2 separate regions of the Homo sapiens genome follow, and region 1 is linked to region 2. Evidence: chromatin loops called from intact Hi-C (ENCODE). Cell type or tissue: OCI-LY7. All regions are shown on one strand. Each heading gives the region's core, and the rest is flanking DNA. Links, peaks and the distances in the headings are about the cores only.

Region 1 (8,516 bases), core at 1,864-5,863, 390 kb after region 2:
GACTTTACATATGAGAGATGCTCCACATCTTTGCCAATATTTGGTATTGTTAGTTTTTTTGTTAGCTATTCTATTTGTTATGAATTGCCATCTCACGTTGGTTTTAATTTGCATTTCCTTGATGACTAATGATGTTGAGCACATTTTCCTGTGCTTATTAGCCAACTTCATATTTCCTTTTGTGAAGTGTCTCTTTAAGTCTTCTGCCCATTTAAAAATTCAACATCTGGACATACTTGGAGTTCGTTTTTGTTGACTGCTTTTTTGCCTGAGTATGGGTTACTCTTCAGTTTCTTTGCTATGCTGCTATTTCTGTGATTGGATATAGGACATTGTTGTAGCTACTCTAGATTCTGTCACATTCTTTGAAAATTATTATTTTTTTGTTTTATTAGATAATTAAGTTGCCTGAATCTAACTGCAGACTTTGTCTGCATCCGTGTATATAAAACTGCTTGTAGCTCTTGTCTGTTCTTAGTTTACCATTGAGTATGATGTTAGGTGAAGGGTTTATATTGTTGCCCCTTTTCAGAATGAGAAAGTTTTCTTCTATTTCAACTTTGCTAAGTGTTTTTGTTTTTAAATCATGAATAGATGTTGACTTTTTCAAAAAGATTTTTCTGCATCTATTGAGCGGCTGATTATATAGTTTTTCTTTTTCAATTCATCAACATGGTCAATTACAACTGATTTTCAAATAACCTTCTAAATGGGATAAATCCCATTTGGTTGTGATATATTTTTGATGAATTTGATTTACCAGTATATTTTAAGGGGTTGCAAATCAGTGTTCATAAGAGATATTCATCTGTAGTTTCCTTTTCTTGGAAAAAGATGATTCTCTATGATTTTGGTATCAGGGTAACTTTGTGTCATAAAACAAATTGGAAAACATTTTTTATTTCTGTATTTTCTGAAAGAGTTTATGTGTAAAACTGACATTATTTCTTCCTTAAATTTTGGTAGAATTCACTTGTGAAGCCCTGAGGGCATGGAGTTTTCTCTGTGCGAAGGTTTTAAATTATGAATGTAATTTCTTTAAAAAATATAGGGTTATTAATATTTTCTGTTTCTTCTTGTGTTATTTTGGGTACTTTATATGTATTGGGGAACCTGTCGATTTCATCTTAGTTGTCAAATTTATTGTCCTATGGTTGTTAACATTTTTTTTATTAATTTAATATATGTGAGAATCTGTGATGGTCTCCTCTTTAATTGCTGATATTGATAAATTATTTTTGATTTTTTTCTTGAACAATCTTGTTAGAGCCTTATGACTTTTATTAATCTTCCCAAAAATATCAATTTTTGTCTTTGTGCATTCTTCCCATGGTTTGGTTTTCCTTTGACCATTTTTTACTGTTGTCTTTACTATTTCTTTCCTTCTATGTCTTCTAGGTTTAATTTGTTCTTTTTTCAAAACATGGATTGAAAGGGAATATATGGCTTTGAAAAAGCAATAGAAAGATTTGCATTAGGGCATGCTAAGAAAATTTATGCAGATTTCTTAATCATCTTATTTTTGTTATTAAGAGATTTTAAAGTGACATGACCTTTGCTGTAAATTTAATTTTAGTTAATTACATACAATGGGCATGAAGACTGCAGGCAGCATAAAGAAATCATAAGGCAGAAAATCCTTGTTCTCTGCTTGTCAAGTCAAACTCCTACTAATAGCACTGTAATTTGAAGGTGGAAGTATAGTTATGTATTCCAGGCAATTATACTGTATCACTCTTTTTACTCATAACCTTTGAATGATCAACCATTATAGGTGAAATTTTGTCTGCACCATTTGACATATTGATCATATATGTCAATTATGAAACGTTTCCTCATGATACATTTCTCTTAAAATATATTTCTCCAATTATCTGACATCAAAATGATGTATGGCGTGCTTAGGAAGCTTATATTTTGTGACCCTTCTTTTCTTTTTATACTGGTCTACGTTTGTGTTTTTCCAACTGTAATGTAAACTTGTAAGCAAGCATGGTCTTTTTTTTTTTTATTCTTTCAGTGCATAATAGGCCTCCATAAATATTTATTTTTTCAATATATTTTTAAAATGTTTCTCAGCATTTAAAACATTTATAATTCATCTTTTTAGTTTCTAAAGAACAGAAAGAACTTGATTTTAAAAGTTAATGGATCATAAAAATATTACATTTCAAAGCAAACATGAAACCACTGAACTTTTATTAGTCCTTTTTTTTACTTCAATTTCCCAACTGAGGTTTAGAAACCAACCACAGTTTAGAAATCTGTATTCATATCAAAAGTAAACCACAAGAAATACAATTAGAAAAATTATAATTGTTGCAGCTGGATGTTGGGTAAAGTGGTTATACTATTGTCTCTACTTTGGAATATATTTGAAAAGTTTTATGAGGCAAAGTTAAAAAATGCCTATTATAAGCACATGTATGGAAACTCAAGGAGTTGGAAAAATTGTGTCTTGTCATTGCGATTTACTGTTTACAAAAATAGTTCTGAACACAGGTGAATCTAGAGAGCCTATAGAATATGTAATTTGGAGAGGTAGCTCTCTTAAGGAAAAATGATACAAAATGATGTTTGCAGAATTTGTTGAGAAAAGGAATATTGGCCCAGTGCAGTGGCTCACGTCTGTAATCCCAACACTTTGGGAAGCTGAGGTGGGTGGATCACCTGAGGTCAGGAGTTCAAACCAGCCTGGCCAACATGGTGAAACCCCATCTCTACTAAAAATACAAAATTAGCTGGATGTGGTGGCGTGTGCCTGTAATCCTAGCTACTCGGGAGGCTGAGGCAGGAGAATCACTTGAACCCAGGAGGTGGAGGTTGCAGTGAGCCAAGATCATGCCATTGCACTCAAGCCTGGGCGTCCGAGCAAAACTCCAAAAAAAAACAAAAAACAAAAAAAAGGAATATTGATCTAGGACAAAAGAAGAGATCACTTTAAATTATTTAGAGAATAATAAAATATTAATGAGCTGTCTTTTATAAATTTTTTTATGGTAGTCTTTGTCTTCATTCTCTTTGGCTCTTCATGTCACAATGATTTTGTAATACTGTTTTCTATAGATGGAATAAATCATAATTTGGTTTTACTTTTGAAATGTTTGATCAATTTTTTTGTTGTTGATAGTTTAGAAAAGTTTCTTTAAGATCATAATTTATTATTGGTAATAGCTGCACATTTAGGATTGCAAATAAATATTTATTTGAATCTCATTTTGCTTTCTGTTTTCAAATTTTAATCCTTATGCAACCAAGCCTACCTCTAAATAACAAATAGGAGTTAATGTTTAACTTCATAAACAGATATTCTGTTATTCTACAGGAACATTTTTAGAACCTGAAGTTTGGGTCTTAATAAGTCATAACTATTGGCTATTTCTGACCCACTCTGTAGAGTGGTATTATTATTTGAGGACAAGTCCATACTCCCCACTTTCTATTCTGCACAATTTTAGTGAAGTCACATGTAACTGCTTTGCACATCTGCCAACACACTGGCTCTGCTTATTATTTCTGCATGACAAATCATGCAATTTCTCTCATTTCTAGTTCCCTTTTCCACAAAGTGGGGATTTTGAAGCACTTGCTCTGACTATCCCCAAGAGTTGCCTTGAGAATAAGTGCCATATTCTAGGTGATGGCACTCAATTATAAAGTGGAATCCAAATGTTATTCTTTACATGATTGTTATAATTGTCATCGTCGTCATAGGATTGTGATCATCTGATTGGCTATGAGGTTATTCATTACTGGTAAAAGTGGACTTGTTCTTTTGCTCTCTGTACCAAATCTTCAGTATATTCTCTCTATATTCTTGTCCTACGTTTTGAAATTATTTGGTCAGCTTTTTAACTTTCAAGTGGAAGACTCACATCCTCAAATAATCATCTGTTTATTCATTCAACAGTATGAATGCAAGTTTATTTAATACCATGTGTTGTGCTAGGCTCTTGGAATTTCAGTGATAAGTAAAAGATAAGGTTTCCACTCTCTTGAGCTTACATGTGTAATGGGAAGTAGGAATTAATCAAATAATACCAAAAACAAAGTAAGCTAAGGAAAGAGCTATGAAGGAAAGGAACAAGGTGCTCAGACTCATTTGATCTGTAGAGGAAGGCTTTCCTACCACAAGCCCCTTGCCTTGCCATCCAAAGAATGCACTGGAGATAAGTCAGAGGGGAGCTGGCTTGTGCAATGAATCTATTATCATTCACCTTCAGAGAAATATGCTCCTCAAGCTTACTTGAAGCTCTAATTCTAAGGCTTTAGGATGTTCCTTTACTGTGCCCTCTTTCCAACAGCAGGTCTCTTCAAATCTATAAGATTTTAAAATCCTTTCCTGGGTCACAGTGAACAGGTCAGATTTTATTATGCTCTGAGTATTTCAATGATTAAAAAAAAATTATCCCAGGCAAAGAGCATGGTGGAAATGTCTTTGTATCACTAAAATTCTGGAATAAAATTTTATTTAATTGCAATATGCTTACTAGTAAGGCAGTCATTGAGGCAGGGAATATTTCAGTTTCTCAAAACACATATTTGTATATAAATAGTTTACATGCTATTTACAAATAATATTTCCATTGTGTATTATTAGAGTATATCCTCTTATGAAAACACTTTGTAAGAGAGCAAACATTTTAGTCTACTTCAAGACACTTATAATTTTAATAAACTGAATTATTTAAAACACAAATATAACTGGAAGGACTCTGCCTTTCACCCTTACCCCAGGGTATAGGCTTGTTCTGGACAGCGAGAGGATGCATAATTCTGTTGCTACCATCTGCTATGGATAATGGTGTGAGAAGAGCTTTGCCTAAGGATTTGATGTGCTAAAGAAAATTCTGTTTTCAAAGCTCTGGCTGTTTGTGCTGCTGAGAATAAAGACATGGAATAGATGGGCCTTAATTGAGCAGAACAATTTAAGAAGTGCTGGGGTATACAGAGGGAGACCCAGAATCTAGTTTGGAGTAAGGGTTGGGTAGGAAATCAAACTGCTTTGCATACAGAAACATGGAGAATTTTGTTGTAAAATCCCTGGCACAGAGAAAGGAGGAAGAGGAGTGGTTCCTCAGCAACCTATTAGGGGGCCCTAGACATAAGGGAAAAAGTTTTGGGAAATTCCCTCTTCAGCAGAAAGGACATTAAATTTCAATGAACAGAAATTTCTGGTATCTGTTTGAACTTGTTTTCTGCTCTGTATTGTACTTAAAGCTTTGCTCTTCACAAATTTTATACAGCATTTGGATTGAATTTGTAATGTTTTGTAAGGGTTGAAAATAAAGAAGTGGGGTCCAGTGTGAGGCAGTGTGAGGCAGAGTGGACTGGAGAGAAAAAGGTGCAAGGTGGGCTATGGCAGGATGACTCAGGATTTAGGAGAAGATGTTAAGAGAAAGTCCCCCTCTTCTAGAAACAGCTGTGTTTTTCAAATTGTAGTACCTTGGTTACCTGCCTCTGAATTGCCTGTGGCACTTGGGAACCTACAGCATCCTGAGCTCTACCTCCGACCTTCTTAGACTATTTGCCTTGTACACACTTCCTGGGACAGTCTTCAGAAACTGGAGTTTGAGAACTGAGGCCCTAGAGAAGGTTAATCCTTAGGTAGTGATAAAAGAAAAACCTCGACAAATTAAACTTAGCAGAGTTTAACTGGGCAAAGAACTGTTGGCAAATCAGGCAGTCTCCTGAGCCAGAGTGTGCTCAGACAGAGTCCAGCTGGTGGAAAGGGACTTATGGAGAGAAAAAGAAAAGCGATGTAGAAAAATTGAAAAGAGGTACAGAAACAGCTGGATTGGTTACAGCTCGGTGTTTGCCTTATTTTGAACAGGGTTTGAACAGTTGGCCACCTTTGGTTGCTCAAAACTTGGTGATTGGCACAAGAGTAGGTTACAGTCTGTTTGCACATCCATTTAGGTTGCAGTTCACTGTGTACAGAGAAACCTTTAGGCTGAACTTAAAACGTGTAAGGAGACAGCTTTCTGCTTGATTTAACAGTAACACGGGTGTGTGTTGGGAGGTAGGGAGGTGGGGGCTCTTTCTTCTCTCAGTCTGCCTTTTTCCACAACAGTTCTGAGGAGTAAGCTTGTAATGTATTTGTGCAACTGCTTCTTTCTGTAATTCTAAGCAGGAGCAAGCAGTAAACTAATTTTCAGATTTCAGAAAAGTCCATCAGTGCAGGCAGAGCCTTCCTTTTGTTTCCTGACAAATAGTTTGTTGACACTGAAAACAAAAGATGTGTTTTCTGGCACTGTTTCAGGCTTTCTTTTTGAGAACAAGCTGCTCTGTGGATGTGTTCAGTTTCTACTATTTCAAAGTCCAGTGGGTGGCATTTACATGGGTTTTAAACTATCTTTAGTTATTAACATTGGTGTTATTATTGGTAATTATTCATGATAGTAATGCTTAGTGAGTATCTGGGTATACAGGGCTAAATTATTAAAAAGAAAGAAAGAAAGAAAGAATGAAGGAAGAAAGAAAGAGAACGTGTGTGCTTGTTCTGACCTGTAGCAGACCAGGTCTCACACCTTGACTCCCTGGGGGCACCTGCTTCATTTTAATCCCCCCAAAGCAGTAAAACTAGTACATATCTGTACATCCATGTTGGTATCTGCAGCTACACACACACACACAAACACACACACACATCCATCCACTCATTCACATATATGTGTGTGTGTCTCTGTGTCATGTATGGATTAAGATTAGACAGTATAGTTTTTAAAATTATTTTTTATTGGTACATAAAAGATGTACATATTCTCTGGGTACATGTGATAATTTGATACATTAATATAATCTGAATTGGAATATCCATTACCTTAACTATTTCTCTTTTCTTCATGCTAGGAACATTCAAATAAGGAACAGTAGATTAATGTTAACTATAGTCAACCTACTATAGAGATTGTGCTCTGCTGTACTTTGGCCTCCTTTAGCCACAGCTGGAGCTGGAGCAGCTGAGACATAGGGCACCAAGTCCAGAAGGTGCACAGAGCAGCAGGACCCTGTACCCAGCCCATGAGACCATTTTTCTCTTTTAGGCCTCTGGACCTGTGATGGGAGGGGCTGCCATGAAGATCTCTGGCATGCCTTGGAGACATTTTCTTCATTGTCTTGGCTATTAACATTTGGCCCCTGGTCACTTAAGCAAATTTCTGCAACTGGGTTGAATTGCTCCCCAGAAAATGGGCTTTTCTTTTCTACCACATGATCAGGCTGCAAATTTTCCAAACTTTTATGCTCTGCTTCCCTGATAAATAAAAGTTCCAGTTTCAGATAATCTCTTGGTGAATGCATATGACTGACTGCTTTCAGAATCAGCCAGGTCACATCTTGGATGCTTCACTGCTTAGAAATCTCTTCTGCTAGATACCCTAAATCATCTCTGTCAAGTTCACAATTCCACAGATCACTAGGGCAGGGACAAAATGCCACCAGTCTCTTTGCCAAAGCATAGCATGAGTGACCTTTACTCCAGTTCCCAATAACTTCCTCATTTCTATCTGAGACCAACTGAGCCTGGAATTCATTGTCCATATTACTATCAGCATTTTGATCAAAACTGTTCAACAAGTGTCTAGGAAGTTCCAAACTTTCCTACATATTCCTGTCTTCTTCTGAGCCCTCCAAACTGTCCAACATCTGCCTGTTACCTAGTTCCAAAGTTGCTTCCACATTTTCAGTTTTTCTTTATAGCAGTGCCCCACTCTACTGCTATCAATTTTCTGTATTAGTCCGTTCTCACACAGCTATAAAGATATTACCTGAGACTGGATAATTTATGAAGAAAAGAGGTTTAATTGTCTCACAGTTCTGGATGGCTGGGGAAGACTCGGGAAACTTACAATCATGGTGGAAGGGGAAGCAAGGCACATCTTACATGGTGGCAGGAGAGAGAGAGTTCAGAGAAACTGCCACTTTTAAACCATCAGCTCTTGTGAGAACTCACTACCATGAGAACGGCATGGGAAGAAACACCCTCATGATCCAGTCATCTCCCACCAGGTCCCTTCCCCAACACATGGGGATTATAATTAGAGAGAGATTTGGGTGGGGACACAGAGCCAAACCATATCAATAAGTAAATTTTGAATAAAAAATGAATAAGTGATTTTCAAGGTGGTAGGTTGTGGTTGTGGCCTTGGCACCAGCTCGTGTAAATACAGAAGAAACACTTGGCCTTATTGAAAGAGTTGGTTAGTTTCTTTCACAGGCATTTCTGAGAATTTAATAAAACAATGGATTATCTCCCCGGAAAAAAATGCATGTACTCATTAAAACACCTTTGCCTGTAGATCCTTATGAAAATTTCTTTTCACCTCTAAAGTTTGGACCAAGTCTCTTTTTTGTTTCTAGTCATGGAAGAATTCCTCTTTGCTTTCACCCTCCACATCTCCATCTCATATTTGTTTGTGAAACAATTTTTAAAGAACAAGTCACATTTTTTCCCTCATATTGCTGGTGAGCTCAGGGCTTAAAACTCCTTTTGTGTTAAATATTAAATGGAGTAT
Region 2 (4,000 bases), core at 1-4,000:
TATAGAGGACTTGTTAAAAATGCAGGTTCTGTGGCCTACTCCAAGAAGATATGATTCAGTGAGTCTGGGCGAAACCCAGGAATCTGTCTTTTTAAGGATACCCAATATGGTGAAAGACTCACACTTTAAGAAAGAGTGTCCTATATCTGATCAATCTCTGTGTAGATTTTCAGTCTTATATGTCTCTTAAATTTATACTTTCTTCTCCCCACCCTCACTGTTTTAACTGTGGTCTTCATTTCCCTCCTACACTAATATTATAAGCTTCTAACCGTTTCTTTTTTCCTGAGTCATTCCTTCCAAGCCATCCTAAACAGAAAGCTTTCTAAACCACAGGCTTATGTGGGATAAGCAATGATCTGGCCCCCGACTATGGTATCTCCTCCTGTGCTGTCCAGAACTCGCATGTTGACACTGGAAAGGAAAAGGAAAGATGGATGAGAGAGACTGTGGTAAGCATGACTGAAATGTGTTCCCTTAATGGACATGGCAGAAGGAGACAAAGAAGTAAAAAAGCCATTCTTAAGATACCTAAGGTAAAAGGAACTACCCAGCTTTATAAAGGACTCCATGAACATACTCATGTCATTATTACTCTCAAGTTATCATTAGCATGAACTTAATGTCAGCAAGACCCTACATCTTAAGTGGTGTTAGGCGTGAATATTTCATCCAAAAAATAAAGCCAACTTTTAAAAAGTGATTATGAAGTATCAATGAAAGAGAATACAGACATACATGCGGCACTTGCCAACTAACATTTTCCCTTATGATAATGAGGCAAGACATCCACAAAATTCAAACATCATGCTTGCCAGATTTTTATGTTAGAAAAATTTAAGACCCAGATTGTAAAGACTACATGAAACTTAATATATTCATGTTGCCTTTGTTCATATGGGGTGAGGGGCACTGATTTATACCCCAATTAAAGAGGGACGAGAACTCCTCTGGCCTTGAGCACAGTTCCCTCTGACAACTCTGAAAGCCCGCCCATGTTGCATTTAAAAAGGTATCAAATGACACTGAAAGGGCGGGAGGTAGGCGAGCAAGTGAGTCACCCATCGCAGAGATGACTTGAGGGTCATACCAATACTGAATCTTAGAGTCAATAAACATATCTTACAAAGAAAATTAACTTCGGATTTCCTTTCAATCATGTATGATTTATAACTGTCATAACATTTTTAAAGTTATTGTTAGAAAGAAGCATTATTAGAGTAACTTTATCTTCACCTGCATTTGAAATAGATGGGGAAGAGTTTAAATTAGTTGAGTCCTAACAATTTAGGTGAGCAGAACATCCTATTTAGGGTGTGACTGTGCACCACACAACTGTCCAATGGCACTGTAACTGGGCTGCTCAACTAATCTGTACACCTGCCTATGCCTCTCCCTCGGGTCCTCTTCATCTGCTTCCTCCCACCACAGGGCACCTGACCTTGATTCCTGCCCAAGAATCCATTTGTAACACTGATGGCAACAACCTGCTTAATAAACGGCATTCAAGAAGTGAATTCCCAATGGCTGTGTGTTTCTGTAAATTTTAAATAATTTGATCGTTGTAAAAAGCCTCATAAGTTATTTTACCCTTCTATAGTATTTTTAAGTCTCTGCAGCAGCATAAAAGGGAATAGCTTCCCTTAGGTCACAGAATGAAAAGAACAGAGAAAAAGAGAGGCAGAAAGAGTGAGGGGGAAGGGTAAGAGAAAGGGAAAAACATGAATGAGAAAAAGCCAGGGGAATTAGAGGCTGGGTTTTCTGACAGCCCAGCATTTGTCTCCACGAGTCCACTTTAATGGATTCCAGGTGCATTCTGGGCTAAGCCGCCCAGCCTTCCTCACTGTAAGGTCATGAGAAGAAAACCTGATCTTTTTACTCACAGGGCTGTGGCTCCACATGTTTGAGGCCCAGCTACATTCTCCCGGCTTTTGATTTTCAGTTTTAACTTGCAATTTTGAGAAGTGAAAAACCCGAGAAACAGCTGCAGAGAACTGCATTTGAAGCCCAGCAGGCAATGCTGAGCAAGGCAGGCACACTCCTCATTTTCATACGTACAGCAATGAAACTGGTTCATTTCAATATGCTAGAGACCTTTTTTCTCTCTTTATATTTTATAATTATATTTTATTTTTGCAAATACACCCTCGGATGACACCATCCAGAAGTTTGCAATCACAGGCAAGAATTTAATACTCAGTCTGTTGCAAAAAAAAAAAAAAAACACAATTACTTCTCTGTCCAAAAGTTCAACTTTCTTTGTTTCCCTCACCAGTTCTCCTGATTTCCTGTAGCTAACTGGCTCCAATGCAAGAGTGAAGTAATTTCTTTCCTCTGTGATTTATTTTCTGTCTGATGATAAGTAAGGAAAAATACTATAAAGAGAGAACTAAAGAGTCACAACAAATACTTTTCAAAAACACAACTCCAGAGTGACAACATAGCTAAAATGGAGTACTGTGTACCAAGAAACCTAGCGAGAATAAAGTTATATATTCGTAACTATTCCTGTGTAATAATAACAAACTTTTTAGTAAAACTATGTGCCAGGCACATAATGCTAAGAGCTTTATATGCATTACTTCATTCAATCCTTGGGATGACCTTGTGTGGGAGGAATAACCCATATTTTACAGATGAAGAACCAAGTTTACAGAGTGTAAGGAACCTGTCAAAGGACATGTGGCTAACACAATGGCAGAGCCAAGATGCAAGGACAGATCCAAAGACCACTGGGCCAGACCTGTTCCTCAGGGTTTACAAATTAAGACAAGGAGCCATGAAAAGCCTGCTGCTTGGAAATGGATGCTGTATAATTCTATGTTATCAACCAGGGCTTGAACAATAAGTGATCTCAGTTACAATCCTATCCTAAACCTCTTTTAAATGCATTCATCTTCCCATATTATTAAGTGAAATATGGTAAACTTAACTGCACCTTTCTTAAGTGATTCAGGATCTGTAATGTTTTCCAATAATTATTTGAGTACATTTTGTTTGTTTGTTTTTAGCTCCGGAAAATCACTAAGAATTTGCTGAGGAGTGTAATGTTAAGCTCATAGCAACCCATCTACCAAGAGCTTGGCTAAGATTCATAAGGTATAGGGAGGCTGCCTGGTGGACAGGCAGTCATTTCATTTTTCTACACATGCAAAATTCTACCAAAGGATTAAGCTAGATTAGGAAAAAAGTAGCCTGGGCTACCCCATATATCCATCCTTTTCACCACCCCCACTCCCTCCCTGATCAAGGTTTTAGTAAACTTTGCTTTGGAGATCCTCCATCGAGGGATACACATATGAGCAAAACAGGCATGGTCCCGCTCTCAGGTCAGTCTGGTGTAAAGAAATAACACTGTGCAATTCATCATACGTACACTGCAAGGATGAGAAGGCTGCGAGGGTTCTTCATAAAAGCCCTATGGGAAACTTCCTTCTGATCCTTGGGCCAAGAGAGTAGTCAGTTCTACAGAGTAACTGATCCCATAGTCACTGTAAACTTCAATATTGACTAAGCCTACTTTCTTTGCTACGAAAACCAACCAACCAACCAACCAAACCCCTCAGTGTCCACCTGTGGCCCACTCATGGTGCGTTTTAGATGCCTTTTAGCAACTGTCACATTCCTTGTCCAGTCAATGTCTCCAGTCTTTCCCCCCTCTTTTCTTTCTCAGCTACTTCTAATTTGAAGCACAATATTTTATGCTTCCTTAATCTTCTAGGGGAAAAGTTACAGTAGAACTTTATTGCTGATATTTTTTATTAAATTAAAATTATTAAATTTTATTAATTTAATAAAATTTATTAAATTAAAATTATTATTGCTGATATCTTTGCCATTGTAATTTTTAATAAAGAATATTTTGCCATTATATATTGGATTAAAATAATACCTTTTTAATTTTACTTTTAAAACTAAGTTCAGCACAAGCTCAAATTACTCTGTTACTTTTACTGTAATGAAGAATGTGTGTTCCTTAGCAAAAGGGAGAGAAACGGGG

Evidence for each region. A loop is a pair of places that touch in the nucleus more often than their neighbours do. Peaks named below come from ENCODE experiments on the same cell type or tissue, not always from the same donor. Only the 100,000 strongest peaks of a DNase experiment are listed, where the experiment ranks them.
Region 1: it touches region 2 in a loop (8-fold over the local background); 1 of 110 quality-filtered maps calls a loop at or near these places.

Annotation. Positions count from the first base shown.
Region 1 is chr6:116,014,680-116,023,195 of GRCh38, reverse strand. All of the region lies in intron 1 of FRK (fyn related Src family tyrosine kinase), which reads left to right. Among named protein-coding and RNA genes, the nearest start is that of FRK, 42 kb to the left of the region's middle. In OCI-LY7, for the core only: no CTCF peak of the experiment used is centred there; a DNase peak (open chromatin) is centred at 3,505; H3K27ac peaks cover 1,179 bases.
Region 2 is chr6:116,403,211-116,407,210 of GRCh38, reverse strand. The region is part of intron 2 of DSE (dermatan sulfate epimerase); the gene reads right to left. Among named protein-coding and RNA genes, the nearest start is that of DSE, 34 kb to the right of the region's middle. RefSeq lists a silencer at 918-1,127 and an enhancer at 2,091-2,140. In OCI-LY7, for the core only: no CTCF peak of the experiment used is centred there; DNase peaks (open chromatin) are centred at 1,030, 1,380 and 1,940; H3K4me3 peaks cover 1,489 bases; H3K27ac peaks cover 2,557 bases.